Regions from separate parts of the Homo sapiens genome. Here all the other regions are linked to region 2. A link is a loop called in an ENCODE intact Hi-C map of the cell type or tissue named here. Cell type or tissue: heart left ventricle. All regions are shown on one strand. Links, peaks and the distances in the headings refer to the core of each region. The heading gives the core; the rest is flanking DNA.

Evidence for each region. Hi-C counts contacts between places; a loop is a spot of excess contacts. Peaks named below come from ENCODE experiments on the same cell type or tissue, not always from the same donor. Only the 100,000 strongest peaks of a DNase experiment are listed, where the experiment ranks them.
Region 1: it touches region 2 in a loop (1.9-fold over the local background); 1 of 110 quality-filtered maps calls a loop at or near these places.
Region 3: a loop joins it to region 2, with 1.9 times the contacts of the local background. A loop is called at or near these places in 1 of 110 quality-filtered maps.

What each region holds. Positions count from the first base shown.
Region 1 is chr2:172,308,117-172,318,803 of GRCh38, forward strand. The region is part of intron 3 of LOC107985960 (a long non-coding RNA gene); the gene reads left to right. Among named protein-coding and RNA genes, the nearest start is that of ITGA6, 110 kb to the right of the region's middle. RefSeq lists enhancers at 6,766-7,410, 7,411-8,054. In heart left ventricle, for the core only: no CTCF peak of the experiment used is centred there; no DNase peak of the experiment used is centred there; H3K27ac peaks cover 1,258 bases.
Region 2 is chr2:172,392,539-172,403,225 of GRCh38, forward strand. No RefSeq gene overlaps it. Among named protein-coding and RNA genes, the nearest start is that of ITGA6, 30 kb to the right of the region's middle. In heart left ventricle, for the core only: a CTCF peak has its summit at 6,137; no DNase peak of the experiment used is centred there; H3K27ac peaks cover 449 bases.
Region 3 is chr2:172,196,322-172,207,008 of GRCh38, forward strand. No RefSeq gene overlaps it. Among named protein-coding and RNA genes, the nearest start is that of DLX2-DT, 99 kb to the left of the region's middle. In heart left ventricle, for the core only: a CTCF peak has its summit at 4,375 (motif pointing right); no DNase peak of the experiment used is centred there.

The sequences.
Region 1 (10,687 bases), core at 3,122-5,621, 86 kb before region 2:
CCTGCAGTGCCAAGTGCTGGGGGAGATGAGGGAGTGAGTGGCCTTTCAAGCCCCTCAGGCCTCCAAGGCAGAAGGTGAAGGTTACTTGCGGGGATTAGCTGAAAACAGAGGAGCCTGATTTGGGACAATGCATTAATTCCCTGAAGAGAGTTTATCACAGGAGCTACCTCCAAAAAGTCCCACCTGCATAGGGATCTGCAGCTAGCCCTGAGAGGAAAACATATCCCAGCAGCCATGCGAACTGAAAGAGTCTTTCCTTAAAAGGGAAGTGACTCTTGGCTCAAAACCTTAGGGCTCCCTTTATGGGTCCCCTCACATTTCTTCCTAGTGTGGAATACCCAGCCACACAAGGTGAACGAAGGGTTATCATTCAGAACAGACACTATTGTTTCACTTGCCACAGCACCTCATTTATTTAAAAATAATGATCTAAATACAAAGAGTAGCCATCCTCTTGAAAACCAGACACACATCCATAATGACCAGCGGGTGCACAGGCCTGGGCTTGAAGGAAGGAAATCATCAGAAACAACAGGATAATGCTCCTCCCTCAGGGCATGGGTAGTGGTGAGCATTTTCAAGGTGAGGTGGACGACATTCAATTATTATTTATAGACCCAGTGGGGAGGGCTTTGGGGCTGCTGGGAAGCCTGTGGCAGCCGGGAACAGCACGGGCTTTGTTTGAGCAAAGATACCTATGTCCTGGGTATTGGGATGGAGTACGCGCCCCAGGCCAGCAGCTCCAGTGCACGCCCAGGAGGAGGCTTCCTCTTGCTGGCCTCTTAAACATGGCTTGCAATAGCAATAGTTGTGCCTTCTTAGAATGTGCAGCAGTGTGCTTAGGAATCCTGGGTGTCTCTGAACCATAGCTGCCCAGAAAAGAACTTCAACATGCACCCTTTGTCCTAGGCCAATCTCTACTTCCATTTCAAAATCCACAGACCTCCGAATTGGGTCCCTCCTCTGCAGTCTGAACACAGTGGGTATGTCTTTATTTATCACCCTCCATATTGTATAAGAATGATTGGATCAGGTGTCTGTTTCCCTTACTAGAGAGCAGAGTCCTTAGAAGTAGGCACCTGATGTTAACTCATATTTGTAGATCCTGTGCCTGGCACACATAGGTGCTCAATTAATAGTTCATGAATCGATTTGTGGAGTCTGTCTTTGAAAAGCTCATTTTAAAACATTCCAAATGATGGTGATTCCTTAGAAAAGTTGCTTTCCTTTTTCTTTCCTTTTTTTTTTTGAGACAGAGTCTCACTCTGTCACCAGGCTGGAGTGCAGTGGCGTGATCTTGGCTCACTGCAAGCTCCACCTCCCAGGTTCACGCCATTCTCCTGCCTCAGCCTCCCGAGTAGCTGGGACCACAGGCGCCCACCACGGCGCCCAGCTAATTTTTTGTATTTTTAGTAGAGAGGGGGTTTCACCATGTTAGCCAGGATGGTCTCGATCTCCTGACCTCGTGATCCGCCTGCCTCAGCCTTCCAAAGTGCTGGGATTACAGGCGTGAGCCACTGCGTGCCTGGCTGTTTTCCTTTTTCTTTTGAGACAGTGTGTCACTCTGTTGCCTAAACTGGAGTGCAGTGGCGCAGTCATAGTTCATGGCAGCCTCAACTTTTCGGGCTCAAGTATCCTCCTACCATGCCTGGCTAATTTTTGTATTTTTTGTAGAGACAGGGTTTTGCCACGTTTCCCAGGCTGGTCTCAAACTCCTGAACTCAAGCGATCCACCTGCCTTGGCCTCCCAAAGTGCTGGGATTATAGGCATGAGCCACTGCCTCCAGCCTGGAAAAGTGTTTTATTTAGGGCAACATTCATGGGGCTATTTCTCAGGAACCATATCTACTTCTGAGTCTTTAAATGCTGAAGAGGGAGAGGATCTCTAGGTCATCAGGACCTCAGATGGGGTTTGTTAGTATTATTTGATACAATGATTATCACAATGGAAATTTCTTACGTCTTCAACACTTCACAATTTATTATTTATTTTTACTTATTTATTTGTTTATTTATTTTTGAGATAGAGTCTTGCTCTGTGGCCCAAGCTAGAGTGCCGTAGCCTGATCCTGGCTCACTGCAGCCTTGAACTCCTGGGCTCAAACAGATCCTCCCACCTCAGCCTCCCAAGTATCTGAGGCTATAGGTACACACCACCATGCCCTGCTAATTTTAAATTTTTTTTTTGTAGAAACAGGGTTTCTAAACATACAAAAATTAGCATGTTTCCCATGCTAATTTCAAACTCCTGGGCTCAAGTGATCTCCTGCTTTGGCCTCCCAAGTGCTGGGATTACAGGTATGAACCACCACGCCTGGCCTACTTGACAATTTCAAACCCTTTCAATTTTATTGTCACATATTATCGTGTGTACTTCTTATCTGTATGTCTGGGGAGACATATTTTTAAATCTTATAAAAATCAGATGACCTTGGCAAAATGTGGTGGCTCACAATTTTGGGAGGCCGAAGCTTGAGCCCAGGAGTTCAAGACCAGTCTGGGCACCATAGGGAGAACTCATCTCTATTTAAAAAAAGAAAAAGAAAAACGTGGGTGTGGTGGTATGCTCCTATAGTCCCAGCTGCTCAGGGAGCTGAGGCGAGATGATAGATTGAGCCCAGGACTTTGAGGCTGCAGTGAGCTATGATCGTGCCACTGTACTCTAGCCTGTGCGACAGAGTGAGACCCTGTCTCAAAAAGAAAAAAAAAATAGGCTTTGTGACTTGTCTGAAAGCCATATTTTTAGAATTAAGTACCATGTTGCATGTACTCGACACATTTATTGCATACCGACTATATGCTAGGCACTGTAGAAGGCACTGGAGATACAGAGATGGAAAATTATGATCCTTCTCATATTCAGTGCATCGATACAAAGTGATGAGGACTCTATTAAAGGTGTCATTAACAGCTCTGGGAGCAATAAGCAAGAGGGCTTGATAATGCCTGGAGAGATATGAGGGAGGTGTTAGACCAAGGTGATGGTAATGTGGATGAAGATGGGGATGGTGGTGATCTCATCAGCAATATACAGTGCTTACCAAGTGCCAGGCACTGTTCTGGGTGTTTGCACATATTAACTCACTTGATCCTCACAACCACCCTATGAGATAGGGGCTCTTAATATTTCCATTTTACAGATGAGGAAAAATGAGGCATGCAGAGAGTAGGTAAATTGCTCAAGATTGCACCAGCAAGTGGTAGACATTGTCTACTATTTCTTGAATTTCTGAAACTCAAGAGCAAAACAGCAATGATAATATTGGCAAAGAATGGGGTCATCTGCTGCCACCAAAACCCACTTTCCCTGGCCCCCTTTCTGAGGTGCAGCCCATTTATTTCTTGAGCCAATCCTTGAGTTTGGCAGGGCCCTTCCTGTCCACACGATGAACCTGGTTTGTGGCACTGGCCCCATGTATCCAAACGGTCCACCATGGACAGAGGGTCATGGTTAAGATCTGGGATTTCAAATCAGACAAACATGGGCTGGACTTCTGGTTCTGTCCATTCTCAGCTATATGATCTCTGAGCCTTAGCTTTACCATCTGTAAAATAGAGATAACAGCCATGTCTGTGCCTCTGTGGCCTTTCATGTCAGCAGCTTTTTGCCCACCCCACACCCCTCACACAAGACGAGGCCCTTGAACTAAACAGACACTGAAAGGAAGGCAGCCTGGAGGCCTGTGGAGCTCCCTGGCATGATTGGAGCCATTGTTCTGTCGCTGGGGAGGGCCTTCTGGAAGAGAGGGCAGAGGGCTGCAGCACCTTTGGTAGACATCTGCCTCAGAGATTTCTTCTGCCTTGCTGTTTGGAGACATAAGCTTTTCCTTCAGAGGGTGAAGTAAGTGGAGATGAAAGAAGCTACTTCATGGAAACAACAGTTGTGACTGGCAGGAGGGCTGGCAAGAGGCCTGGAAGTAGGCTCAGCCCAGGGTTGTGTCCCTGGGGTGCACCTCAGAGAACTTGGGCCAACAGCATGCTCTCTGTTTATTCAGGAGTTTCCTCACTGAACCCTCTGAGGAAACAGCTTTGTAAGGAAAGGGAAAACATATGGGTGAGACAAGGTACTCAGTGGCCCAATGGAGCCCAAGTGGCTGCCTACAAATTGGCTCCTACCTTGATACCGAGGGGGAGAGGATCCCTCCGGTTCCTGCCCTGCATGGGCTCAGGGCCAGTTGTATAGTGCCAGGCCCTTGTGAGTGGCTGGCCTATGGCCACTGCCTTCTGGGAGACCTGGTACCTTTAGGGAGGTCCATTTACTCTTCCAGGCCTTTCAGGCCCCTTCAGTCGTTTCTGAGAGGCATTAACTTGCCTGTTTGTAACAGAAATATCCATCTCTTCACTCACTTTGCTCCACCTCTTCTTCATCCTTGGTGGGAAGAGGTTTTAAAAGCATAAAAATATACCAAAATTATGCTGTGAAATGTTATAATATGAGCAGGCGAGACGTTTGTTTTTCTAATGAGGGCTTTACTTGGAAAAAAGAATTGGCTGGGCGTGGTGGCTTACACCTGTAATCCCAGCACTTTGGGAGGCCGAGGTGGGTGGATCGCCTGAGATCAGGAGTTTGAGACCAGCCTGGCCAACGTCGTAAAACCCCGTTTCTACTAAAAATACAAAAATTAGCCGGGCATGATGGAGAGTGCCTGTAATCTCAGCTCAGGAGGCTGAGGCAGGAGAATTGCTTGAACCCCGGAGGCAGAGATTGCAGTGAGCTGAGATCACGCCACTGCACTCCAGCTTGGGTGACAAGGCAAGACTTCGTCTCAAAAAAAAAAAAAAAAAATTTTATGCCACTTTCCCAGAACAAAGGGCAGACTTCAGGGACCTCATGGCTGTGAGGTCTTGGTGATGCTGGTGATGAGGTCGGTAGGCATGAACAAGGCTGAGGGTGAAAGGAGGGAGGGAGACTAAGGAAGCAAGACTTGCTCATATTCAGAGTTTGACCCCATATGGACTGCAGTAAGTCCATCCTTACTGGAAGTCCATACTTAATGGAAATTATTTTACCATCCTCTGGGCACTCAGCTACCTGTGATCAGCTACAGGAAACATTGGGTCCTTTCGGGAATTGGACTGTGGTGTCTAGGGGAGGATGGAACAACACGGTCTCTCTTGATTCAACAGCCCTGGTGTCTCCCACATGTCAGCAGCATGCTTCATGCGAGAAGAGACCAAGGAGCTGAGTGCCTCACGCTCTTGCTGAGGAGACAGTGTCCACAGTAACAGTCGCAGCGATTGAAGGGCGATAGAAGTGAGAGCCTCCCGTGGGGGTGGTCAAGAGAGGCTTTATAGAGAGGCAGGTCTTCCCCTGGCCTCAAAGAATGGCAGGACAGAAATGGAATGGGATGTAGTGCCCGGCCAGGGAGAGGATCTCCAGGGACACAGCTGCCTAGAGCTGGTTTTAAGTGTGGCTGTAGCAAGGTCTCTGAGGGAGAGCTTAACTCTGCCTTGAGATCCTTCTTTCACCATGGACTACTGGCCCTTGATCAATCAGTGCACACGACTGGACCCAGGACTCAAGGCTAAACTGAAGGGCCTGGGCCAGCCCGGGTTTTAGGGCCCAGGAGATTCTCTGGACTCTGGGCTTCTTGGCATCCTGTTATAGAAGCACCATTTATACATTTATATTGAAAAATAAGCGCGACGGAGGGAGATCTGATGCCCTCAACAAAGCTCAGAAAGACTTTTCTGGTTGAAGAAATAAGCATTGCACACACCACAAGTGCAAAGCCTTCTGCCCAGACCCTTTGCTGGAGAGCTGTGCCGAGCAGAGGGCAGGTGGTTGTGGTGCAGGCTGGGCTGCAATTGGCTGGGCTCAGCATGCAGCAGTGTTCCGAGAGTGTGGGTTCTGCTGGTGCCCAGATGGCTTCAGGGTGCCTGATAAACTTCTCTAGCTCTGATTTTCAGGTCTGCAACCCTCTTGCTGCCTCCTTCAAGGGCTTCCACCAGAGGCGACATAACGTGGCCTGGACTGTTCTACTCTGGGCCTCACCTCCCACTCCACCCACCTTGTTTATCTGACCTTCTTCCCACGGGAACATTAAACCTCCCAGAAATATTAATATGTTTGATTTTTTTCTCCTTTGTAGCTATTTAAAAAATGTTCTCCTTTTTGTTTTCTCCTTTAAGAATTTATAGGAAAGAAGGATCTTGGAATGGTTGGTGCAGATAATGAGAAAAGATTGGGAGCTTGTTACAATGTCATGAGATTGGGAAGAAGAAATACTTCTTTCCCTTTGTCATTACAGCCAGTGGAGAAACAGTTTACAGCCATTCCGAGAAATGTGAACAATGTGGAGGGATTTAGGTAGCTCAGTAGCAGGGTGCATCCTATACATACCTTATAAGGTATACTGTAGAAATCTTCACCAGAAGATTTTATAAATAATCAGGAATATCATTTTGAAATGAGAGAAATGTGCCAGTAATGGATATAACACTATTTTAGCTAGGATTTGCTATGATGCCTACAGTGTACATGGCAAAGTTGGTGTCAGAACTGAGAATACTCTGGTCTATAGGATCCAAGGGGAAGAATCCAAAGAGGAAGGATTTTTCACCAGTTGAACAGTGGTCCTTGGGTCCAGTGCTTGATTCTGCTTTAATAAGACCATTATTGCCACATTCTCCTACACTGTGGACTGTTTAGAATTTACAAAGTGTGCTTCTAAGAACACATTTAATGTGTGCTCTGATAACACATTATTCCATTTCTAGGTTTCTTTTTGAGATCTGAGCATGTTTAACTCAATTTCTTTGTGTAGGATCTGTGTTAAGGTCTTTGCATGTTTAGTAGAATTCTATTTCCAACTGCAAAAGTCTTTTTAGCAGAATCTTTTTTTTTTTTTGAGACGGAGTCTTGCTCTGTTGCCCAGGCTGGAGTGCAGTGGCGCGATCTTGGCTCACTGCAATCTCCGCCTCCCAGGTTCACACCATTCTCCTGCCTCAGCCTCCTAAGTAGCTGGGACTACAGGCGCCCGCCACCAAGCCTGGCTAATTTTTTTGTATTTTTAGTAGAGATGGGGTTTCACCATGTTAACCAGGATGGTCTCCATCTCCTGACCTTGTGATCTGCCCACCTCGGCCTCCCAAAGTGCTGGGATTACAGGCTTGAGCCACCGCACCCGGCAGCAGAATCTTTTCTTTGTCGCGAGGAGCCAAGATGGCCGAATAGGAACAGCTCCGGACTACAGCTCCCAGCGTGAGCGACGCAGAAGACGGGTGATTTCTGCATTTCCATCTGAGGTACCGGGTTCATCTCACTAGGGAGTGCCAGACAGTGGGCGCAGGTCAGTGTGTGCACGCACCGTGCGCGAGCCGAAGCAGGGCGAGGCATTGCCTCACCTGGGAAGCGCAAGGGGTCAGGGAGTTCCCTTTCCGAGTCAAAGAAAGGGGTGACGGACGCACCTGGAAAATCGGGTCACTCCCACCCGAATATTGCGCTTTTCAGACCGGCTTAAGAAACGGCGCACCACGAGACTATATCCCGCACCTGGCTCAGAGGGTCCTACGCCCACGGAGTCTCGCTGATTGCTAGCACAGCAGTCTGAGATCAAACTGCAAGGCGGCAGCGAGGCTGGGGGAGGGGCGCCCGCCATTGCCCAGGCTTGCTTAGGTAAACAAAGCAGCCGGGAAGCTCGAACTGGGTGGAGCCCACCACAGCTCAAGGAGGCCTGCCTGCCTCTGTAGGCTCCACCTCTGGGGGCAGGGCACAGACAAACAAAAAGACAGCAGTAACCTCTGCAGACTTAAGTGTCCCTGTCTGACAGCTTTGAAGAGAGCAGTGGTTCTCCCAGCACGCAGCTGGAGATCTGAGAACGGGCAGACTGCCTCCTCAAGTGGGTCCCTGACACCTGACCCCCGAGCAGCCTAACTGGGAGGCACCCCCCAGCAGGGGCACACTGACACCTCACACGGCAGGGTATTCCAACAGACCTGCACCTGAGGGTCCTGTCTGTTAGAAGGAAAACTAACAACCAGAAAGGACATCTACACCGAAAACCCATCTGTACATCACCATCATCAAAGACAAAAAGTAGATAAAACCACAAAGATGGGGAAAAAACAGAACAGAAAAACTGGAAACTCTAAAACGCAGAGCGCCTCTCCTCCTCCAAAGGAACGCAGTTCCTCACCAGCAACAGAACAAAGCTGGATGGAGAATGATTTTGACGAGCTGAGAGAAGAAGGCTTCAGACGATCAAATTACTCTGAGCTACGGGAGGACATTCAAACCAAAGGCAAAGAAGTCGAAAACTTTGAAAAAAATTTAGAAGAATGTATAACTAGAATAACCAATACAGAGAAGTGCTTAAAGGAGTTGATGGAGCTGAAAACCAAGGCTCGAGAACTACGTGAAGAATGCAGAAGCCTCAGGAGCCGATGCGATCAACTGGAAGAAAGGGTATCAGCAATGGAAGATGAAATGAATGAAATGAAGCGAGAAGGGAAGTTTAGAGAAAAAAGAATAAAAAGAAACGAGCAAAGCCTCCAAGAAATATGGGACTATGTGAAAAGACCAAATCTACGTCTGATTGGTGTACCTGAAAGTGATGTGGAGAATGGAACCAAGTTGGAAAACACTCTGCAGGATATTATCCAGGAGAACTTCCCCAATCTAGCAAGGCAGGCCAACGTTCAGATTCAGGAAATACAGAGAACGCCACAAAGATACTCCTCGAGAAGAGCAACTCCAAGACACATAATTGTCAGATTCACCAAAGTTGAAATGAAGGAAAAAATGTTAAGGGCAGCCAGAGAGAAAGGTCGGGTTACCCTCAAAGGAAAGCCCATCAGACTAACAGCGGATCTCTCGGCAGAAACCCTACAAGCCAGAAGAGAGTGGGGGCCAATATTCAACATTCTTAAAGAAAAGAATTTTCAACCCAGAATTTCATATCCAGCCAAACTAAGCTTCATAAGTGAAGGAGAAATAAAATACTTTATAGACAAGCAAATGCTGAGAGATTTTGTCACCACCAGGCCTGCCCTAAAAGAGCTCCTGAAGGAAGCGCTAAACATGGAAAGGAACAACCGGTACCAGCCGCTGCAAAATCATGCCAAAATGTAAAGACCATCGAGACTAGGAAGAAACTGCATCAACTAACGAGCAAAATCACCAGCTAACATCATAATGACAGGATCAAATTCACACATAACAATATTAACTTTAAATATAAATGGACTAAATGCTCCAATTAAAAGACACAGACTGGCAAGTTGGATAAAGAGTCAAGACCCATCAGTGTGCTGTATTCAGGAAACCCATCTCACGTGCAGAGACACACATAGGCTCAAAATAAAAGGATGGAGGAAGATCTACCAAGCCAATGGAAAACAAAAAAAGGCAGGGGTTGCAATCCTAGTCTCTGATAAAACAGACTTTAAACCAACAAAGATCAAAAGAGACAAAGAAGGCCATTACATAATGGTAAAGGGATCAATTCAACAAGAGGAGCTAACTATCCTAAATATTTATGCACCCAATACAGGAGCACCCAGATTCATAAAGCAAGTCCTGAGTGACCAACAAAGAGACTTAGACTCCCACACATTAATAATGGGAGACTTTAACACCCCACTGTCAACATTAGACAGATCAACGAGACAGAAAGTCAACAAGGATACCCAGGAATTGAACTCAGCTCTGCACCAAGCAGACCTAATAGACATCTACAGAACTCTCCACCCCAAATCAACAGAATATACATTTTTTTCAGCACCACACCACACCTATTCCAAAATTGACCACATAGTTGGAAGTAAAGCTCTCCTCAGCAAATGTAAAAGAACAGAAATTATAACAAACTATCTCTCAGACCACAGTGCAATCAAACTAGAACTCAGGATTAAGAATCTCACTCAAAGCCGCTCAACTACATGGAAACTGAACAACCTGCTCCTGAATGACTACTGGGTACATAACGAAATGAAGGCAGAAATAAAGATGTTCTTTGAAACCAACGAGAACAAAGACACCACATACCAGAATCTCTGGGACGCATTCAAAGCAGTGTGTAGAGGGAAATTTATAGCACTAAATGCCTACAAGAGAAAGCAGGAAAGATCCAAAATTGACACCCTAACATCACAATTAAAAGAACTAGAAAAGCAAGAGCAAACACATTCAAAAGCTAGCAGAAGGCAAGAAATAACTAAAATCAGAGCAGAACTGAAGGAAATAGAGACACAAAAAACCCTTCAAAAAATCAATGAATCCAGGAGCTGGTTTTTTGAAAAGATCAACAAAATTGATAGACCGCTAGCAAGACTAATAAAGAAGAAAAGAGAGAAGAATCAAATAGACACAATAAAAAATGATAAAGGGGATATCACCACCGATCCCACAGAAATACAAACTACCATCAGAGAATACTACAAACACCTCTAAGCAAATAAACTAGAAAATCTAGAAGAAATGGATACATTCCTCGACACATACACTCTCCCAAGACTAAACCAGGAAGAAGTTGAATCTCTGAATAGACCAATAACAGGCTCTGAAATTGTGGCAATAATCAATAGTTTACCAACCAAAAAGAGTCCAGGACCAGATGGATTCACAGCCGAATTCTACCAGAGGTACAAGGAGGAACTGGTACCATTCCTTCTGAAACTATTCCAATCAATAGAAAAAGAGGGAATCCTCCCTAACTCATTTTATGAGGCCAGCATCATTCTGATA
Region 2 (10,687 bases), core at 5,002-7,501:
AATTTCGAGGGGACTCAGGAGAGATGGATAAGGAAGTAAAAAAAGAATAAAATGAGAAACCCAAGACACCATGTACAATAAACACAGGAAGGGCTCCAGGTGTTTCCTATCTCTACTACGAACCAAACAAGAAGAAATGGTTTTAAATCCCAGCACAAGAGATTTGGGTCAGGAATAAGGATGTTTTTTTTTTTTTCTCTAAAGAGCTGTTAAAACATTAAGATGGCCGGAAAAAAAAAATGTTCTGGTTTTCTCCTCTGGGAGCCTTTAAAAATAGGGAGAATGGGCAAGGCGCGTTGGCACACGCCTGTAATCCTAGCACTTTGGGAGGCCAAGGCGGGCAGAACACTTGAGGCCAGGAGTTCAAGACCAGACTGGACAACATGGCAAAACCCTGTCTCTACTAAAAATACAAAAATTAGCCGGGTGTGGTAGCGTGTGCCTGTAATCCCAGCTACTCAGGAGGCTGAGGCACAAGAATCACTTGAACCCCAGAGGTGGAGATTTCAGTGAGCCAAGATCACGCCACTGGGCGACAGAGCGAGACCCTGTCTAAAAAAAAAAAAAAAAAAAAGGAAGAATGGTGCTATCTTATGATGGGTCACTGTTCAGTGCTGAGTATATAAAACAGAGGTTAAGGACAAGAAATGCACAGAAAACACTTGGTACAACATTAAATTATTCCTTTGGGGGAGAACTGGAATCCTGAGAATCACATCAGGGCCCCACTCAGCCTTCTGGATGTGGTAGATGGGAAAGATATGCCTTCTCTTCTCTGGACCTCTGTGATTCTTTATTCTTTTGTATAATTTCAGATGTTTTATGTCATCTCTATACAGACTGAGGCCATGAAAGTCATTTGCTGCAGAATGAACTAAACATGCAACTGCTTTCTCTTAAGCATGTGAGCTGATTTCCATTCTTGGTGGGATTCTATTATTCCATCCCATTGCAACGTAGAGCACCGTACAGGCTTAGTGGACACTGGACTAACACAAGCCTATACGTTACAGCCTTTACTTCCATGCAGTCTAGTTCAGGGATTACTGGTATGTGGCTGGCTAGAAACCAGGAACTTTGGGACCTAATGAAAATTCTTAATTTGGCTGTTTTCTGGACTCTGTAAAGTGAATAAAGTGAACTAGAATCTTCAAAGCAGCCAGGTAAAGATGTAGTCCAAAGAGAAGGCAAGGGATAGACTGCATAACCAGCTCAAACATATCTTAAAGACATCATTTGCCCTGTTGGAATTGTTCTGGAATATTTTAGAACTGACACCGTGATTAAACCTGGCTTCCATTCCAACCACAGATGAGAGGCTACAAATGGGCAGAGGCCTACGGTGGGTTTGCCTGTTGTCTCTAGTGCTGCCATTGCTCCTGCCTCTGCCCTTCTTTGGCTGTGAGAGAAAGAATTCAGGGCCAGAGGATGCACCAATGGGTCCTCTCCTTTCCAGTTGTAATATTTGGTTCAGACTCGTTCTTGAAATGGCAATGTTCTTCCTTAAACATATTTCCCATGTGATCACACCATAGCTTGGAGCATGGGATGCTTTTTTCCACCCTCCATGATCAGGGAGTCTGCCTCTGTGTTTGTGTAGCCAGCAGAGAAAATGGCAGAAGTAAGAGGAAGTTTCTGTTGTAACTGTCTATTTTTAGTGGCTCATAAACTTCTCAATATTCCTTGGCCTGAAGCTACACATGCTTGGTCTCAGCCCAAAGGGAAGTTATTTTGGAAAGTTTGAGCAAAATCCTCTCCATTGCTGTTTGGGCTGGGTAAAGGAGACAGAAATAAATGGACTTTTGGAAAAACAGGTCTGTTACTCTGGGGCTGGTGTGGAACTGGCTGCTGGAATCCTACCTGGTGCGCCCTCCCCCAGGCTCCCGTTAGAGGAGGGTGCTGACTGAGGTCCTTTAATCGGCCGTCCTTCTAGCCACAGGAAAATGGCATCGCCACTGCTGCTGAGGCGAGTTCTGATAGCAGCGTGGTCAACAGGCTACACTGTGGCATGAAAGGAGAATGAACTGGATCCAAACTCAGGAAACCTGTGGTCTACACAGACAACTGGCTCTTACTAGTTGTGTGGCCTCAGACAGATCTATTCCCTTTCTCTAGGTTCAGTTGCCTCCTCTATAAAATGAAGTGGTTAGGCCAGTTCTCCAGCAGACACGTTCTAAAGTTCTAATTCTGATATGGAACAAGAGGATAGGAGTAGATTTCATCTTGGGATGAAAATACCCAAACAACTGGGGGGATATTCTCTTCATTCTTTGGAGGCAATGCTGGTCAGAAGCCACTGAGACCAAAAGTCAGGCTCTTCCTGAAGCCCACATGAGGGAGAATTTAAAAATTGAGGCTCTGGGTGGGGGGAGGGGGGAGGGATAGCTTTAGGAGATATACCTAATGCTAAATGATGAGTTAATGGGTGCAGCACACTAGCATGACAAATGTATACATATGTAACTAACCTGCACATTGTGCACATGTACCCTAAAACTTAAAGTATAATAATAATAATAAAAAAAGAAAAGAAAAATAAAAAATAAAAAAATAAAAATTGAGGCTCTCTCGTACAAACGCATAGGATTTCTTGTTTGTGGAGGGTAGAGATGCGGGAGAGAGCTAAACAAAGGCGATGATTTATAGGCGGTAATTCTGTGTCACTTCCCAGAAGTAAAGCTATTTATCCATCCAAGCAGATGAAAATAAAGCTCAATTCTCCTTCTTCCAAAAATGCAAAACCATTTGTTTATTTATTCATCTATTTCTTCTAACAATAATTATTGAGTGCCCACGAATTTTCACCTTTTCCTGTTTGAGTGGGAAAGCAAATGGACAGGGGAAGGGAAAGGTAAGGGAAAAATGGGTTGACACAGAAGATAGAGCTTGGGGTCTAGGGAGTACATTGAACTTGAAAATGGTATCCTCCAGGAAGGACCTAGAGCATCACTAAACTGAGTGGCCAGATGCCCAGATTATATATTTGTACTTCCCACGTGCTTCCAGGTTTCAGAGGCAAATCCCCCGACCCAGCTGACTATCAAGATGCTGGGCAGGATGCCATCACACCTACATCAGCCTTGTCACTTCCTTGCTCTGTCATTCATTCCCAGGGGAAGCTCTGAGTTCCCACATGTCCTCGGCCAGGAAGGTAGGTGTGGACACATCTGTGTGTATCACAGAGCATGGCTGATAAGCACCAGCTGCTGGACCCTATTTGGCCCAGAGAACCACATCCTCTTCCCTATCAGCTACTGCAGCAAAACCACAGACCTCATCCAGAGCCAGGTTTTGAGAAAGAGAAGAAGGAATGGTGTGGGGAGCTTGACTGGGTTTCTTGCCAACCAGGCTAGAATGACCTGGTGTTGGTACTGCTGCTGTCAGAAGCTGTAGAGGAGTGGCAGCATCCTTCTTCTGAGGCTTTAGCATGAAACCAAGAGAAAGGAATACCTCTACCTTCATCAACCTGAGAAAGCGATACCAGAGCATTAGAGTGGTCCTTCTCAGGCCTTCATGTGCATACAAATCACCTAGGGATCTTGTTAGAAGGCAAATGCTCAATCAGCAGGTCTGTGATGGCACCTGGGAGTTTCCATTTTTTAACAAACTTCTAGGCGATGCCCAGAGAGTTGGTCCATAGACCACACTTTGACTAGCAAGGATCTATGATAGTCTCCCCAGCACCCCTCCCCAGGGGTAGGAACACAATCGTGAATCAAGCTGGACCAATGAAAACCTCTCAACATGGGCCAAGGGGTGGGGACATGACCCCTGGAAGGCCAATCAGAGTTGTTTTTAGAGAAAAAATAGGTGGAGGGGTGGGTAGGGGATGGTCAATACAGACCTGAGAAGCAAAGCTCTATCCTCTAGCTGCTAAAGGGTAAGCCAGAGCCACTACTAGTAATGATTCCCATCTCAAGGAGAGAAGATGCAACAGATATGCAAGAAAAGGGGAACAGAGGAACAGAGAGGATCTTGACTGGTTCAATGTCCTGGTTCTAGTTGTCCCTAAGGACAGCTCCACCTTCTTGTGGTTTTCCTCTGTGAGTTTGCAAATTGTCCTTTGTTGCTTAAACCAGTGGTTCTCAACCTGACTGCCATTAGGATCTGATGTCAGGGTCTCTCACCTGGGGAACTGGATTCAATTGGTCTGGGTCTGGGATAGGACTTGGGCATAGGTAGGTTTTAAAGCTCCCCCGGTGATTTGAATGCACTGCCAAGATGGAGACCTGCTGAATTAAGCTCATTCAAGTTGGATATCCATCACAGCGACTGAGAGAGTCTAAAGTGGGTTCTCAGGAACCACTGATCTAGGAGAGCAGTCAGACTCAACAGGAAGGCTGGGACAGACTCCAAGAGCACAGCATCTACAGGGGGCCTGAAGAGAGGGAGGCTGTGGGCAATACTCCAGCTTTCAGTGACCTCTCTGCTCCCTAAACTCTGTGCTGAAAGATGCCCTCTCTGAATCATGTGTAGTGCTCAGTCTTATTTCGGTCTTTGTTTCCAAGGGGTTAGCTCTTGCTTCAGATCCTATGCTCCTTAAGGGCAGGGATGGTATTTGTTGCCTCTTTCCTTTCTTCTAAAGCACCAGCCTCTGTTCATTTACTGGCATTCTCACACAGGGGATAAATGGGCATCTGAGCCTGTGCCATCATTGGCTGGCCTCAGCTTTCCAACCTGTCTTCCCAACTTCCTCCTTGACTGTGAAGAACTCCTAAGGCTGCTGACTGTTTTCAGCATGGGTTTTGGAGGAGGGGAGCGGAGGCGGAGGTGAAGGCAGAGGTTCATCAAGTGCTTGTTTTATAGTTCAGACCCACATCTTAGTTCAGAGTGGATGGAACATGCCAGAAGTGGGAGATAAAGGGGTTTGTGAATTCCTTTGCCACTTAGGTTCAACAACTTGTTCTCTTGAAATAGAAATAGCTGCTAGCATTTTTTTAGTCCAAGTTCAGGCCCTTTTCTCAGAAATGCAGTTGCCTGTGGAAAACTGACACTCCCTAACGAGTCCTTAACAACTGTCAGCCCCAGAGCAATAGTAATGATTCTGCAGGCTTCTTGCTAAATTCCAGCGACGGTTTCTGCCAGGGCCTGGGAACAGATGTGCACTTGGAGCTCTTTGGGTGGTATCCTCTTCCCTTCCCTTGGGAGGACTTGCCCTGGGAGGCTTCCAGGCAGACCTTCCACAGCGGTGTGTGTGAGGAGTCCCAGGGAGTGGGTGTAGAGCTCTTGGGAGCCTCAGGGCACTTCTCCCTGAAATCAAAGAATCTTAAACACAATAGGGTCCTGAGCTGACAGTTAAACAGACATGTGCTTTGCCAAGAAAACACATACACACACCCCTGCACGCTCATTAACATGTAGAAAATCTTCCACAAATGTAAACACTGTCGTTCATTGCATGGATGAAGGCAAGAACATAACATACATAAGACAGCTTCCATCAAAGGTCCTCTAGGAGTCCAGAGCTTAGCTATGGTCTTCTAGAGTATTATGCTACTACCTTGCTGTGTGATTTGGGATAGTTCAGTTAATTTGTCTGGGCCTCAGATTTCTCATGACTAGATATCTGTGGTCCATTCTAGCAACAACATTTTTACAATCTGGCAAATTATTCTTTAACTAAGGTCAATAGTCTTCAAATAATAGATGTGGGAAACTAATTACAATTATTGGAATATTAGGGGACTATTTCCAAGTGACTTGATTCTGCACAGATGTCAATTCTTTTATTTTGTGGAGACTTGGCAGAAACAAAAGGCTAATTGGGAAGAAATTGTAGCCTCCTAGTTGTAGCCTTGGTGTATTAAATAGATCCCCTTTGGCTTAGTGAGATAGATAATTCATTTTTTCTAGCTCATTTGAGAATTTTTGTTGTGCTTTGTTTCTCTCTCCCTCCTTCTTCCCCCAGGCTCAATGACAGCCAGAGGTGACCTGTCCCAGCACACCTGGGAAGGACATGGGAATGGGGTGGGGGGAGTCCAGTCAAGTCAACAGCTGCTTACTGCACATGCTAAAAGGGCACTAGATAAATAGCAAGGGATACCTACCCAGAGAACTGCCCCTCCCAGGCCATTCTGGAGAACTTCCACCTCCCAGAGGTGGAATCCAGCCAGTACTTCCTAGCTGGCTCTGAAATCGGATGCATGGTTTTCAGTTCTCAGTAGGGGGAGTACATTTAATTTCATGTTCAGAGCCCGAGTTAATTTTTATTAGTATAATCAAATTATTGGTTAAGTAAATTTTCTTTCTTATAAGTAAAACTCCAAAGTCTTCTAAGATAACATGAAGTAATCCCATGATGCCCTAAATATGTAGAAGTAATAAAGCTTGTAGGTTCGTTTATCCATCCATAAGTATTTGTTAAATAATAAATGAATTAATAATTAGTTCTTAATTAACAGAATATATATATATTTCCTGTAACTTTCTTTGAACTTCACTATTTTTTAAAAAAATACCTTTAAATGAGAAAACATAAACCGGTGTTGTGTGTGGCACATAAATGTTAGCTATTTTAATTATTTTAGTGTAGATAATGAATGGAATGCTTCCCCATTCAATACAAATCTGAACCCATCCTTCTATAAGGAACCCACTCCCAAGATAACAGCTTTAACCCATTCAAGAGGGAAGAGCCCTCATGACCTAATCACCTCTAAAAGGTCCCACCTCTGGGCTGGGCGCGATGGCTCACGCCTGTAATCCCAAAACTTTAGGAGGCTGAGGCGGGCGGATCACAAGGTCGGGAGATTGAGACCATCCTGGCTAACATGGTGAAACCCCGTCTTTACTAAAAATACAAAAAATTAGCCAGGAGTGGTGGCAGGCGCCTGTAGTCCCAGCTACTCAGAAGGCTGAGGCAGGAGAATTGCTTGAACCTGGGAGGCAGAGGTTGCAGTGAGCCAAGATTGTGCCACTGCACTCCAGCCTGGGCGACAGAGTGAGACTCCATCTCAAAAAAAAAAAAAAAAAAAGGTCCCATCTCTGAATACTGTCACAATGGCAGCTAAATTTCAACAAGAGTGGGAGGAATCAAACATTCAAACCACACAGAAGGGAAATAGGACAGGTGGTGTGCATTTCATTACTGGTGTCTTCAGAAGCCCTGAGGGTATCTGGCTAATTCCATCAGGATTGAGAGGGTTTGATGTTGTTTTTAAGAACCCTGATGAACAAGGTCTCTTTACAGGGCAGGCACTCCCCTCACCATTTACCCAACCCCTCTCCCTACCTCAACAGTGAGGACAGGGCTTCATCACCCACACTAGCTTTCCTCCTTTCCCCAAGCGGGTGGCTGTCCATCTGCAGGGATTAGGCAAACTTTCTGGCTTTACGTTATCCTGGTGTCCCCAAACATGGGCACGAGAGCCACGTCCATTTTAAGGATTGTTTTGCTGTTTATGAACAGGAAGGCAGGTGACAACCCTTATAAGGTGCATAGAGCCGGGTGATGTGGCTGGGGATCAGGGTCCAAATTAGGGTGAGGCAAGTGAGGACAAGGCATGCAATTGCAGGGCTGGATCTGATCATGTCTTTGTTTAACATTTTGATATTTTGTTCATGCTGGAATTTTGCATTAAAATATTCTCTTGCTTTCTGATGTTTTTGGTACCCCCTTATATTTTGATGAAGTCAACAGTGTTTCAATCACCAGCACTGTCAGATTAGATTTAGTTGTTGAATTGGTGTTTTTTTTTAATGGTTTCAGAGCAGATCAAGGCCTTGGTATTTGTATAATACGATGATGCATCATTACTTCTGAGTTGCCACAGATAAATTAACAGTGCCTGGTGCAGGTTAGGAACTCAACAAGTGTAGGTTTCCTTTCTTCCACTCTCAAGGGGAGAAACGTCTCAAAGCTTGAGGGAATCTTCATCAGCTCAATGAATATGTCCAAGTGAAATGTGATAGGTGAGTAGGTCTCTGTGGATCTATTCCCCACTGCAATGGAAGGATTGTTTTTACTTCTGATGTAAGAAAACTGTTTGCCTGCCTGTGGCCTCCTATAGCACTTCATCTCTCCTGGATTACCACCCTTCCTCTGCTGGTGCATCTGCTCCAATGTCTGCCTCCCACAGGACTGTGAGTTTCTCTATGAAGGGATGTTGTCTTACCCTGTTTCTCCCTAGCAGTGCCCAGTCTAGACCTGCTCAATGAACGTTTATGAAGTGAAGGAATCAATTGGGTAGTATTTCTGACATATGCAAAATGTTTTTGGGAGACACCTTATTATGGTGCTTTTTTGCTGGCCTAAACTTTTTGTACCAGTAATTCTTTAACAAATCAGAACCAAATGCATTCTGTGAATGCTATCTAGCTCTCTCTTCCTATATTTCCATTTATGAGTGTTCAGTGTATGTAGGGTCTGGCCATTTAGGAAAGTCAGTTTTGGGCCAGAGTGCCTGTCACTTGAAACCATTATTTTAGTGATTGAAAGTTTTCTTCAATTAATCAGGACCTTTTGGGGTTCAAGTGACAGAATCCAACTCAAATTAGCTTAAGTAAAAGTGGGAATTAGCTCAAATACCAGAAAAGTCCAGGATGGATAGCTGCTCCAGGAGTCGAAATGATGTAATCAAGCTTCACCTCCCACCACTGGTGAAGATGGTTTCAAGCATTCTGGGGCTCACATGCAACCTGCTTAGCAACTCCCACTGAGGAAGAGCTTCTTCACATTAAGTCCACCAGGAAAGTCCTGGGAGAGGACTAAATCATATGCTCACGTGTGAACCCATCACTGGAACTAGAGGTAATGGGCCACCTTGAACAGGCCCAAGTCCTATTCCCACACCTGTGGCAGAGGAGAGGTAAGGGTTAGCTCCAGCTGAACTGTAGGGCCTGAGCCCCTCAAGAGAAAGGAGGTCTCCCTTACAGAAGAATAGGGTGGGTTCTGGGCAGGCAGAAACTACAAATGCCTTACATTTCTTGTTTGTTTTTGGAGACAGGGTCTTGCTCTGTCACCCAGGCTGGAGTGCAGCGGCATGATCTCGGCTCACTGAAACCTCCGCCTCCTGGGTTCCAGTGATTCTTGTACCTCAGCTGGGACTACAGGCACATGCCACCATGCCTGCCTAATATTTTTTATGTTTGGTAGAGACAGGGTTTCACCATGTTAGCCAGGCTGGTCTCGAACTCCTGACCTCAAGTGATCCACCTGCCTCGGCCTCCCAAAGTACTGGGATTACAGGCATGAGCCACTGCGCCCAGCTGCCTCCTACTTTCTTACATCAGACATTGTATTTGTTACATTTGCTTATTTTCCATTTAATTTTCATTTTTGCATTTTGTCTTATTAATGTATGTTCACTTAAGCCACTAAGTAGATTTATAATTAGAGCAGTTTTATAGTTTGACCTTAATCTTTTTTTCTCTGGGGGAAATTTTTTCAGGGCTGTTCTTTTATGTTTCCCTCTGTATTGATCTGCTTTTCTTGATTTGCCAGTCTCTCCCTTTTCATCCTTGGCTCAGTGGTTGATCTTCATTATCCAGGGTGGATCCTGGGCTTCTAGTTATTAACAGCAGTATCACGTGTGTGCTGTGTGCATACAGGCATGCATGGGTGGATGCGTGTGTGTGTGTTGTTTTGAATCTTGACCATCTTCAAATGTCACTTCTAATGACTTGAGTGAGCTGCCTTGTTCCACAAGGCCTGCTTCTGAGAACCCCCAGGTGCATGTGGTCTGGGTGCTCACTGGGGGTGTTTAGGGAAGGAATGCTGATTCTCTGTTCTCACACCACCAAGCATTTGCATTTACTGTTATCTCTCTCTAAAATGCCCTTGCCTGGTCTATTTCTACTTGTCCTTCAAGTGGCTAATCAGGCCTCACTTCCTCCAGGAAGCTCCTGGGCCATCCAGTCTGGGCTGGGAGAGGGTTTTTTCCTAATAAGACAGTGCAGCCATTTATAGAGTCAATTGTTTACTGCTGGAGTCATTTCCGATGGTGAGTTAAAGATCTTGAGTATTACCTATGGTTAGAGCCCCTCCTCTGAGTTCCACTGCATCCCATATATATCCCTATTTGCTCATTATCATGCTGTTTGGCATGCACCTGTTTGTTTATCTTGCTCTCCTAGTAACAGGTGAGCCCCTTGAAAATAGGGACTTTATTCCTAGTATCAGAGCTTAATAAGCCTAGGATAAATGTTTGGGGAGTAACCCACCGCCTCCACTCAGAGCCTCTTACTCTGCTGCAGTCCCTGCTGTTCCCAGCACACATCCATTACTGCATCATTGCTATTTGTTTGTGTGTCTCATTTTCCCCATTGCATTGTAAAGTTCCTTGTGCTAACCAAGTGGTCTTTATTCATTTCTGTTATCTGGCCCATAGTACAATGCCTGGCATATATAGAAGGTGCTAAATCAGTGTAGAAAAAATATTTTTAAACGTATGTCTCTTTAACTACTCAGAGTGGCAGATTATTATATACCTTTTTGTTTGTATCTTCTGGAGTGCTTGGCTTGTTTAATGTGACTTTTGTCAACACTTGGTTTAGATATTCCTTAAACGTCCTCGGGTACCAGACTGTTTAGTTGCACAACTAGACTTCTGTTACTCTTCATATTAGGAGGAGAATAAACTCAGAGACAATGAGCACAATCTGGGCATTTTGTCGGTCCCACAGTCCTATCATATCCTGGGATATGTCTTTATTAGGCACCTTGTGGAGAGTGCCCAAGCCTTTCAGT
Region 3 (10,687 bases), core at 2,822-5,321, 200 kb before region 2:
GTCATCCCCACTCCATGCAACTGCCTCTCCTGGATGTGATTTGTATTCATTACTCTGATTTGATCTGTCTTCTGTCTTTCAGGAATGGCTCATTATTTCTGGCTAGATGCTGCCTTTCTTTATTTACCTTCACTGTTTCCAATTCACTTATTTAAAATTATTTTCTGTCATTTCTAGTGACTTGGTGTGGGGGAGTGTGGGCTGTGGCGTGTCTTCAGTCACCCTTCTTTATTCACCCTTCTCAGGTGATTTTGTCAAAGTCATTTGAGATTTTCCTGTGGACTATGAATTCAGAGAAACTACTCATTGATAATCAGAGGAGGAGATAACTTTTGCCCCCAATATCTTTGTAAATGTTGAGAATTTCAAACCTGAAGGCAGAGAAAGCATGGCTTTGGGCCATCCACTTCACTAAAATGCAAACGTTCCTTATCCATAGTTAAGGGCTACTTTCCCTCGGAAGCTTCTCTCTTGACTGCCGACTACCTCGTTGCTGGAGAACTTCAGTGGCCTAACCTAAGACGGCCCCTTCTTGGCTGAGGGCCACTGTTTTAAAGCTTTGCAATTTTAGGGAGCGGTCTGGGTGGAGTCTTGTAACTGCACCCCGAAACATTTCCCACGCACTGGCTGCGTTGATGGCTGTTGGTGTCTGCGGTTCTCTGTTTCGGCCCGTGAAGGCAGAAGCATTGCTTGTGTTGAGAAAGCCCTGACTCACCCCGCAGCCTCTGGCTGTGGTTTGCTCACACGTGTTTCTAGACCTCTGGGGCTGGCATTTTTTGTGAATTATTTCAAGTTCATTCCTGTTCCTCGGGCTCACCTCTGTGCAAGTGCTTGCTTGCCCTGCATGCCTAAAATGGCAGAAGGACCTCAACTCCACCTGATAACTTGTCAGTGATTGTTTGTTCTAGGCTTTTCCAGCACTACTGCATTATCATCTCCATGTTTGTGCAACGTAATCATAAAGATACGTTGTACTTCTCTGGAACTTTCCCCTGAGGAACTTTTGAACATCTAAAGACGATAGTTTTGTAATCCTTGTAATTTTCCAGTCTGAGGTAAATGTTTCTTTGTTAATTTTTAAGGAAATGACTATGACTTTGATGATAGCACCCTGAGCTTTTAATTTTACCGTAAAACAGAAGAACTCTGTATCCTGAGCCTGTGTAGAAATGAGGCATATCATACTTATAGGCGTGTGGATATGTGTACAGACATCTTTCACTTAATGATATTTTGGCAAAGTTGACTACAGGCTATTTGTCATAAAACTTATTCTATTTCCTGCAATACTTTTTTATATGAAATTAAAGATATATTTTTCCAGAAGAAAAACTTCTAACAGAAAATATCCAGATTTTGTGAGGCAGGACTAAGGAGAGAGTTTAGCTCTATGGTGTCTAAAATGGTAGTTCTTGTTTTTGTTTTTATTTTTATTTTTATTTTGAGATGGCGTTTCGCTCTTGTTGCCCAGGCTGGAGTGCAGTGGCGTGATTTCAGCTTACTGCAACCTCTGTCTCCTAGATTCAAGTGATTCTCCTGCCTCAGCCTCCCACGTAGCTGGGATTACAGGCACCCACCACCATGCCCGGCCACTTTTGTATCTTTAATAGAGATGGGGTTTCACCATGTTGGTCAGGCTGGTCTTGAACTCCTGACCTCAAGTGATCTGCCCACCTCGGCCTCCCAAAGTGCTAGGATTACAGGTGTGAGCCATGGGACCAGGCCTAGAATGGTAGTTCTTAGCCATGTCTGCGCACTAGAATCACTTGGAAAACTTTCTGAAAAATACTGGTGCTTGCAATCTTTAAAGACTAGGAGCAGACCAGTGCTGCCTGGGGCTGGGGTGAGGATGGGGGCTAACTACACATTGGCACTAGGAGACTTGTTGGGGAGAAGGGAAGGTTCTACATATTCTAGATTGTGCTGCTGATTATACAACTATATATCTTAATAAAAAATCATTACACTTACAAGGGTGAATTTTATGGTATGCAAATTATATCTTAATAAAACTCTTAAAAAAGCCGGCCTAGGTGTCACTTCAGAGTAATTAAGTCAGAATCTCTAGAGGTAGAACCTTGGCAACTTTTTCAAAAGTTTCCTAAGTGCAGCCTGGGGAGGAATAACCACTGGCCTAAAACCTTGTTTGCCTCAGTAAGACAATCCTGCCCTAAGGCCAAGAACCTTCCAGACAAATACTACTTAGTAACGCAATTTGGGTTTTCTGAGTATCCCTTAGAGTAATTAAGGCTCCTAAGACTTAGATATGAAGATGGCTGATGCATCTGGCCTACAGTTCTATGGTGAAAATATAAGCAAATGACTGGATGAGTTATTGTAATTTTTTCTGGGGAAACGCCCCTCCTCACGTGCCTGGTGATTATCTGCCTAGTCAGGGCCAGGACGAGGGTAAGGCAAGTGAAACACTCACTTTAGGCACAAAATTTAAGGGGGATACCAAAAAAACTCAATAAATGAGATAAATACTATTGTAGGGCAATCAAAATTGGTAAAAAAAAAATATTGATGATGAACAGAATATCAACATATTAAATAAAGGCAGGATCCTTCTAGTCTCCCCAAGAAGGTGTGGTATCTGTCCTCTCCTCCTCAGAGTCAGGGCCACATTTAGCTGGTTCTGTAAGAAGGGCCTGATGGCTGTCTGGGCCTGAAACAGGAGGACTCACCCCCAGTCCTTGCTGCTGCTGTTGTGCCTGTGGGTGCACAGATGTCCTGTCTTTCTTCTTGTTGAAAGATAAGGCAGCCAGCTTTCTGGAGACCTGTGGGTTCCTGAAATACCACAAATGTGCACTGAGCCCTGACTGGGTAGTAAGAAACAATTCCTTACTCTCCTTTTTTCTCCCCAGGGCACGGGAGAGTAGGTGTGGTCTCCAAGGTTGTCTGTGCTTCTATTTGTATTCTGTAGGCCTCTGTCTCTCTATAAAGAATCCCTTCTTGGTATCCAAACCTGGAGCTAGAAAATAAGTCTCTAGTTCATAAATTTATGGTATCATCCAGGGGATGGATCCAGGTTTTCTGGAATGTGAAGCCTATCTCATTTTGGAGGATTTCCTTAAGAAAAATAATACAAATTTATAAATACAAAATTAAATTTAGGGCTTTGGAAGGGGCCCCTTGCAAATGAAGGGCACTTAAGCTACATTACCCTTATGGCAAAATTGTCTCTGATCTCACTTTAATATTTTATTTTCCTTATAGCATTGCAGGATTTCTTTCTGCAATTCACAGCTCCATCTGCCCAGAGGCCTTAGGAGTATGTCTCAAGTCTTGTCTTTCAATTTCCTTTTTTTGAGACAGAGTCTTGCTCTGTCGCCCAGGCTGGAGTGCAGTGGCGCAATCTCGGCTTACTGCAACCTCCGCCTCCTGGGTTCACACCATTCTCCTGCCTCAGCCTCTCCGATTAGCTAGGACTACAGGCACCTGCCACCACGCCCGGCTAATTTTTTTGTATTTTTAGTAGAGATGGGGTTTCACTGTGGTCTTGATCTCCTGACCTCATGATCCGCCCGCCTCAGCCTCCCAGACGGCTGGGATTACAAGCGTGAGCCACCACGCCCAGCTGTCTTTCAATTTCATAATTCCAAAAGCCCTAGTATTTTTTCTTTTGTGAGATAGCGAAATACTTAAGAGAATTAGTTATAGCATCGAACTGGCTGATTTTATATCCTGGCTCTGCCAAACTACTTGTATGAGTTGGGAAAATTATTTAGTCTTTTTGCCTCTATTTTGGGCTCTGATCTTACCTCATAGGGTTTTGTTGGGGAAGGACTAAATGAGATAATGTGTATGTGGGGTGAAGAACAATCCCAGACAGATAGAAGACAATAAATGTTAGGTAGTGTATCAGCCAGGATTCTTGGTTGTAAGCAACAGAAACTTACTCTGGTTTCCTTAAGTGGAAAAGGAAATTATTGGATGGATGTTAGTTCACAGAATTGGCAGGAAGTTTGGAAAAGCAGATGCTGAAAATAGGAAAGTACTAAGAGAGGCCAGGCAGCAGAAATAATCTGATGAGGGCATTCTGTTGCTGCTGCTAGACCCACATACCACTGCTGGATTCTGCCATTGCTGCAACCCTAATTTACCCATCCCTTCTTCATGGGGTCCCTTACTTAAGATTCAAAATCAATGGTAATCCCAACTTGCTGAGTCCCAAGGTTAGAGAGATGCAGTTCTCTCCATGTTAAATTCTGTAGTAGAAGTTGGGGTATCTTACAGTGAGGGATTCTACCCAAATAGGAAGATGGTGTGGTTGTTGGGGAACAGAAATCTCCCAAACTAATCCTATTGTTTCTGTAGTGATTCCGTTGCTGTATTATTAATAGTTAATGCCTAATAGAACTATGCTGCAGTATGAGATTCTGCCAGTAGGTGCCACTCTTTGACATGAGCATGTACCTTAACCTCTTAACTCCTCAAAAGTAATCGGCTATTTTTTCCACTGAAATCAAACTGTGATGATCAATTCTTAGGTTACAGAAAATGGATTCAGATGGTCAATTCTTAGGTTACAGAAAGTGGATTCAGTTCTCTTAAGTGAAAGCTTGCTGTCCATAAATTTATGTTAATTCTTTGGTACCTATTGCTATTTATCTGACAATAAATAAGAGCATCTAGTAAATTAAACAATGGAAAAACACAGTACAGCTAATTCTTTTATGATGTGCTTTCAGAATTATAACATTATATTGCTTCTACATAAAATATTATTTTCTGCTAGAAGTATTTCCTGGAACATGATGGAATTAGATCAGTGAAACATGGCATTTCCCGAAGACCAGGCATAGGTTGGTGTTATTTGAAGAGCACTGTGAAAACATAAGTTCTCCAAAGGCGAGTATTCCATCTCCTGTTTATCAGTGCATACTCTGCGTAGTTCTCAATACATAGTAGGTACACAGTTAGCTGTTAAATAAATGGGGGAAGGAAGGAATGAGCATTGCAGGTTGTAGGTGCGGTACTGTCTGGTCCCATGTGAGAATCATTGCCAGTCTGAAAAGTCCTTAACCTTGAGCTTTGACTCAGGTCCCAGTTTATGGGTGTGATTTCTTTCCATTCATTTATTCGTTTGCTATTTTTTTCATATCTTCAACCAAAATACACTGATTACTTACCAGACAGCAGCACTGTGCCAAGTACAGCTGGGAAGATTTGTCAGCAGAGTCTCTTGCCTTTGTGGATTTCATGTTTGAGTTTAGGAACAGACACACAAAGAGAACTACAAAATAGTGGGGTCAACTCAAGGATAGAAATATGTACATGGTATTAGGACAATTCAGAAGAAGGGTGCCTCCCCCAGCCTGGGAGGGTCAGAGATGATCTTTAGGAGGATAAAAACCTAAACTGAATTTTAAAGGGATTCTTCAAAATATCTGACATGTACATAAAAATCAATGTACATTTTAATTGGTCTCATAGGTTTGATATTGTAGACATCACTATGAAGTGAAGAACCTAGTGCAGTGCCTGGAACATGGTAGCTGCTCAGTAATGAACAGTTGTGGGTTAATTAATTAAAGAATACTTGTACTATCTAGGCTGGTGTAATCCACAGTATGCTCTTAAATATAGGATTGATTTTCTAGTACACATGAATTGAAACTTATGGATTTAATTCCCACATCATCTGGTTAGTACACACAGGAAAAGCTTCTGTTTCAAGGTCACAAAATTGAACCTCAAAGCCCATCTGATCCCAAGAACAGCAGCAGTAGAGTGCAATGGCTTACGACAAATCCATCATCAGTACTAGAAAAAGTGAGGAACAGTGTGGGTGCTCCTATCCTCATCAGGTTCCCATCTATGTGGGCATCAGTGTGGAAGATATTCTTTATTTTGAAGACAGAAAATCAACCAATAGCTGTGCTGGAAGGGCCAACTAGAATATTTATTAATTAGATTAAGATTACATTTTTATTCCTTACAATGAATGCTTACATCTATTCCTATAATAAAAGAGTCCCCAAAGAAATCTTGATTAAAATCTATTAGCATATGGAAGTATATTTGCCTTGTTGCAAGGGGAAAATGTTGTCTGAAAGTTTTTTCTTTTGATATATGAAAAAATCTCAACATTACTAATCATTAGAGAAATGCAAATTAAAATGACAATGAGATATCATCTCACACCAGTCATTATGTTTATTACTAAAAAGTCAAAAAGCAACAGATGTTGGGGAGGATGTGAACAAAAGGGAATGCTTATACTCTGTTGGTAGGAATATAAATGAGTCCAACCTTTATGGAAAACAGTATGGAGATTTCTCAAAGAACTGAAAATAGATCTACCATTGGATCCAGCAATCCTGCTGCTGAGTATCTACCAAAGGAAAATAAACCATTATGTAAAAAAGATACATGCACTTGTGTGTTCATTGCAGCACTATTCACAATAGCAAAACTATGGAATCAGGCTGCGCGTAGTGGCTCATGCCTGTAATCTCAGCACTTTGGGAGACCAAAGTGGAAGGATCCCTTGAAGCCAGGAGTTCAAGACCAGTCTGGGCAACTGAACAAGACTTCATCTCTACAAAAAATAAAAGATTAGCTGGGTGTGGTGGCTCATACCTGTAGTCCTAGCTGCATGGGAAGCTGAAGCAGAAGGATTGCTTGAGCTTGGGAGTTCAAGGTTATAGTGAGCTATATTCAGGGCACTGCATTCCAGCCTGGGCAACAGAGTGAGACCTTTTCTTTAAAAAAAAAAAAAAAAATCAGCCGGGTGCAGTGGCTCACGCCTGTAAACCCAGCACTTTGGGAGGCCGAGGTGGGCAGATCACAAGGTCAGGAGATTGAGACCATCCTGGCTAACACGGTGAAACCCCATCTCTACTAAAAATACAAAAAATTAGCTGGGCATGGTGGCGGGCACCTGTAGTCCCAGCTACTCAGAAGGCTGAGGCAGGAGAATGGTGTGAACCTGGGAGGCAGAGCTTGCAGTGAGCCGAGATTGCGCCGCTGCACTCCAGTATGGGCAACAGAGCGAGACTCCATCTCAAAAAAAAAAAAAAAAAAAATCAACTTCAGTGTCCATCAACAGATGATTTGATATAAAGAAAATGTGGTATATATACATAATGGAATACTATTCAGCCAAAAAAATAGAATGAAATAATGTTTTTGTGGCAGCATAGCTGGACCTGGTATACTCAGCACAGAGTTATGCTCAAGTGTTTCATAATGATAGAATAATAATAGCTATCAGCATTGGAAAAATACCATTACCTGGAGAGATATAATACATTTTTGTGATTATTTCCAATTACATGTAATGATATCAGATTATTTCCTGTATTTATTTGTTTTGAGTGAAGAGAGCTGTTTTAAAAGCAAGAGAATACTCCCTCCTTCATTGTATTTAAAGTCTCTTGGCATTAACTACTATCTCCTGATGACTTTCAAATTCATATTTCTAACACAGGCCTCTCTCACCAACTCCAGGCTCCTCTACCCAACTGCCCTATAACATTTCTTTTCTTTTCTTTTTTTTTTTTTGAGACAGAGTCTCACTCTGTCGCCCAAGCTGGAGTACAGTAGCACAATCTTGGCTCACTGCAATCTGGGTCTGCCTCCCGGATTCAAGCAATTCTCCTGCCTCAGCCTCCCGTGTAGCTGGGATTACAGATGGCACCACCATGCCTGGCTAATTTTTTTGTATTTTTAGTAGAGTTGGGGTTTCACTATGTTGGCCAGGCTGGTCTCAAACTCCTAACCTCAAGTGATCCGTCCACCTCGTCCTCCCAAAGTGTTGGGATTACAGGCGTGAGCCACTGCGCTCGCCCGGCCCCTTATCCAACATTTCTATCTGGATGCTGGCCTTAAACTTCACATGTCGGTATAAAATCTTATTCCACCCACAGTCTTCCCCATGTCAGTTGCTAGAAATTGTCTTTTTGGTTGCATTTGGAAACCCCTTTCCTTCCTTGTATCCCACATCTAACCCATCCAGAAAGCCTGTTGGCCCTTCCTTCCAAGTTTATGTATAGTCTGACCACTGGTCACTTCTCCACTGCAGCCACCCTGGCCCCAGCCTTTATTGCCTCCAGCCTAGCTTACTGGCCTCCCTGCATCTGGCCTCCGACTGCATTCTTAACAGAATTCAGAGTGAGCTTTTAAAAACACACATCGGATTGCGTCACTCTTCTGATATATCATCCTTCTGTTCAGGGTTTTTGCACTGGTCATTCGCTTTGCCGGGAAATCTCTTTGCTCCGATATCCCTGTAGCTAACTCCCTCACTTCCTTCAAGCTTTTGCTCATCGGTCAGGCTTTCAATGAGGCCTATTTTAAATTGCAGCCACTTTCCCTCAAGCACTCCCAGTCTCCCTCACCCTGCTCTGCCTTCCACAGCACTTGTGCCCCCCAAACCACGATATAATTGCTGAATTTCTGTGCTCATTGTTTGCTGCCTGCTCTTTCTCACACACAGCAAGCTCCCCAAGGACATGAGCCCTTGTCTCTTGCAGTCGCTGATGCAGTCCAAGCTCCAGGAATGGTGCCTGCCACCTAGTAAGCACTCAGTCAGTACTGAGCAGCAAAGTGAATGAATGAATGAAGGGGATGCCCCTGAAGGGGAACTATGAAGACATGGAAACCCAAGGACATGAAGGGGAAACTGCTTACTTGGCAGTTTTGCAGTCTCGGTAGGTGCACAGTCAAAAGAAGTTCTTCAAATTATCTCATGTCCTTCCTGAGTGATGCTCACCCTAGAGAAACCATGGCTTGAAGTGGCTTGATATTCATGGCCTGTGCCCTGGTTTAGGAGACTCCACAGAGTTGTCCCTCCAGCTCATGTGATCTGCCCTCATCTGTCACCTGGAGCTTGTGCTGTGCTTGGGCAGGGCTTGAACTGGGGAGTCCTGGGACACCGTTCTTTTTTTATGAGGCTTTGGGATGGTTCCTATTTGTTTGACAAGGAGAGATAAACAGCTATTGCCTTAAATAAGTTCCAATTAGTGAGGGAGAAAGAAACCATTATAATTCAGAGACATGAGTGCACTGTAGCATGAGGAAAATTGATTGCAGTGTGTGATGGGACACAGCAAGGGCTGGCACTAACAGATCCTGGGGAGGCCAGCAGGGTCTCCCAGGGATGTGATGTCTCAGCAGGGTCTTGGAGCACAAATGAGAACAAGTCAGACAAAGAAGGACGGGAAAGGCATCTCAGATAAAGCGAGCTGCATATGCAAAGACAGGAGATGCCAGCAAGGGGGTGGGACCACAAGCAGCCCAGGCAGATGGCTGGCGCAGGGTGGAACGAGAGGGTGGTCAGACCTGAGGCTGAGAGGGGGGCAGGCCATGTCCTGGGGGGCCTTGTTTGTCTTTCTAAGGAGCCAGGAACTGGTATTATGGAAAGCCACTGCAGAATTGTAGGCAAGGGAGGGACACGGTCAGATTTGGTTTTAGAAAGATCATTTTGGACAAGCTAGATTTGGTTAGGATGTGATCAATGTCTGAATTAAGACAATAGCAGGGGAAACAGAGAAGTGGAGGGATTCTGGAGATATTATGCAGGTAGAATTGATAGGACAGTGTACCCTGTCTGTCCAATATAGGCCATGAGGGAAAGAAGAGTCAAGTATGACCCCCAGGTTTCTGGCTTGGGTAACAGAATAGATTTCTGAATTAAGAGGAGAAGGAAGGGGCTTCATGGAAAGATGCTGAGGTCAGTTTGTAACATGTGGACTTCAAAATGCAATGAGTGGCCAGGCACATTGGCTCACACCTGTAATCTCAACACTTTGGGAGGCCGAGGCAAGAGGATGACCTGAGGTCAGGAGTTTGAGACCAGCCTGGCCAACATGGTGAAACCCCGTCCCTACTAAAAATACAAAAATTAGCCGGGGCATGGTGGCATGTGCCTGTAATCCCAGCTACTTGGGAGGCTGAGGCAGGAGAATCGCTTGAACCCAGGAGGTGGAGGTTGGAGTGAGCCTAGATCACTCCACTGCACTCCAGCCTAGGTGACAGAGGGAGACTATGTCAAAAAAACAAAACAAACAAACAAAAAAGCCAACAACAACAAGTAATGGGGCATCTGTCTTAGTCTGTTTGGGCTGCTCTAACAAAAGGCCATAAGCAGAATGCCTTGTCACTAACAGAAATCGATTTCTCATAGTTCTGAAGGCTGGGAAGTTCAAAATCAAGGCAGATTTGGGGTCTGCTGAGGGCGTACATTCTAGTTCACAGATGGCACCTTCTAGCTGTGTCTGTACATGGCGAGAGAGTGAGTTAGTTCTCTGGGGTCCCCCCCCCCTTTTTTTTTTTTTTTGAGATGGAGTTTTGCTTCTCCTGCCCAGGCTGGAGTGCAGTGGTGCAATCTCGGCTCACTGCAACCTCCACCTCCCAGATACAGGTGATTCTTCTATCTCAGCCTCCCAAGTAGCTCGGATTAAAGGCATACGCCACCCATGCCTGGCTAATTTTTTTTGTATTTAGTAGAGACGGGGTTTCACCATGTTAGTTAGGCTGGTTGAGAACTCCTGACCTCAGGTGCTCCACCGGCCTCGGCCTCCCAAAGTGCTGGGATAACAGGCATGTGCCACCACACCTGGCCTGGGGTCCCTTTTATAATGACATGAATCCCATTCACTTCCCAAAGACCCCATCTTTTAATAATATCACATTAGGGGTTAGAATTTTAACATATGACTTTTTTGGGGGGATATAA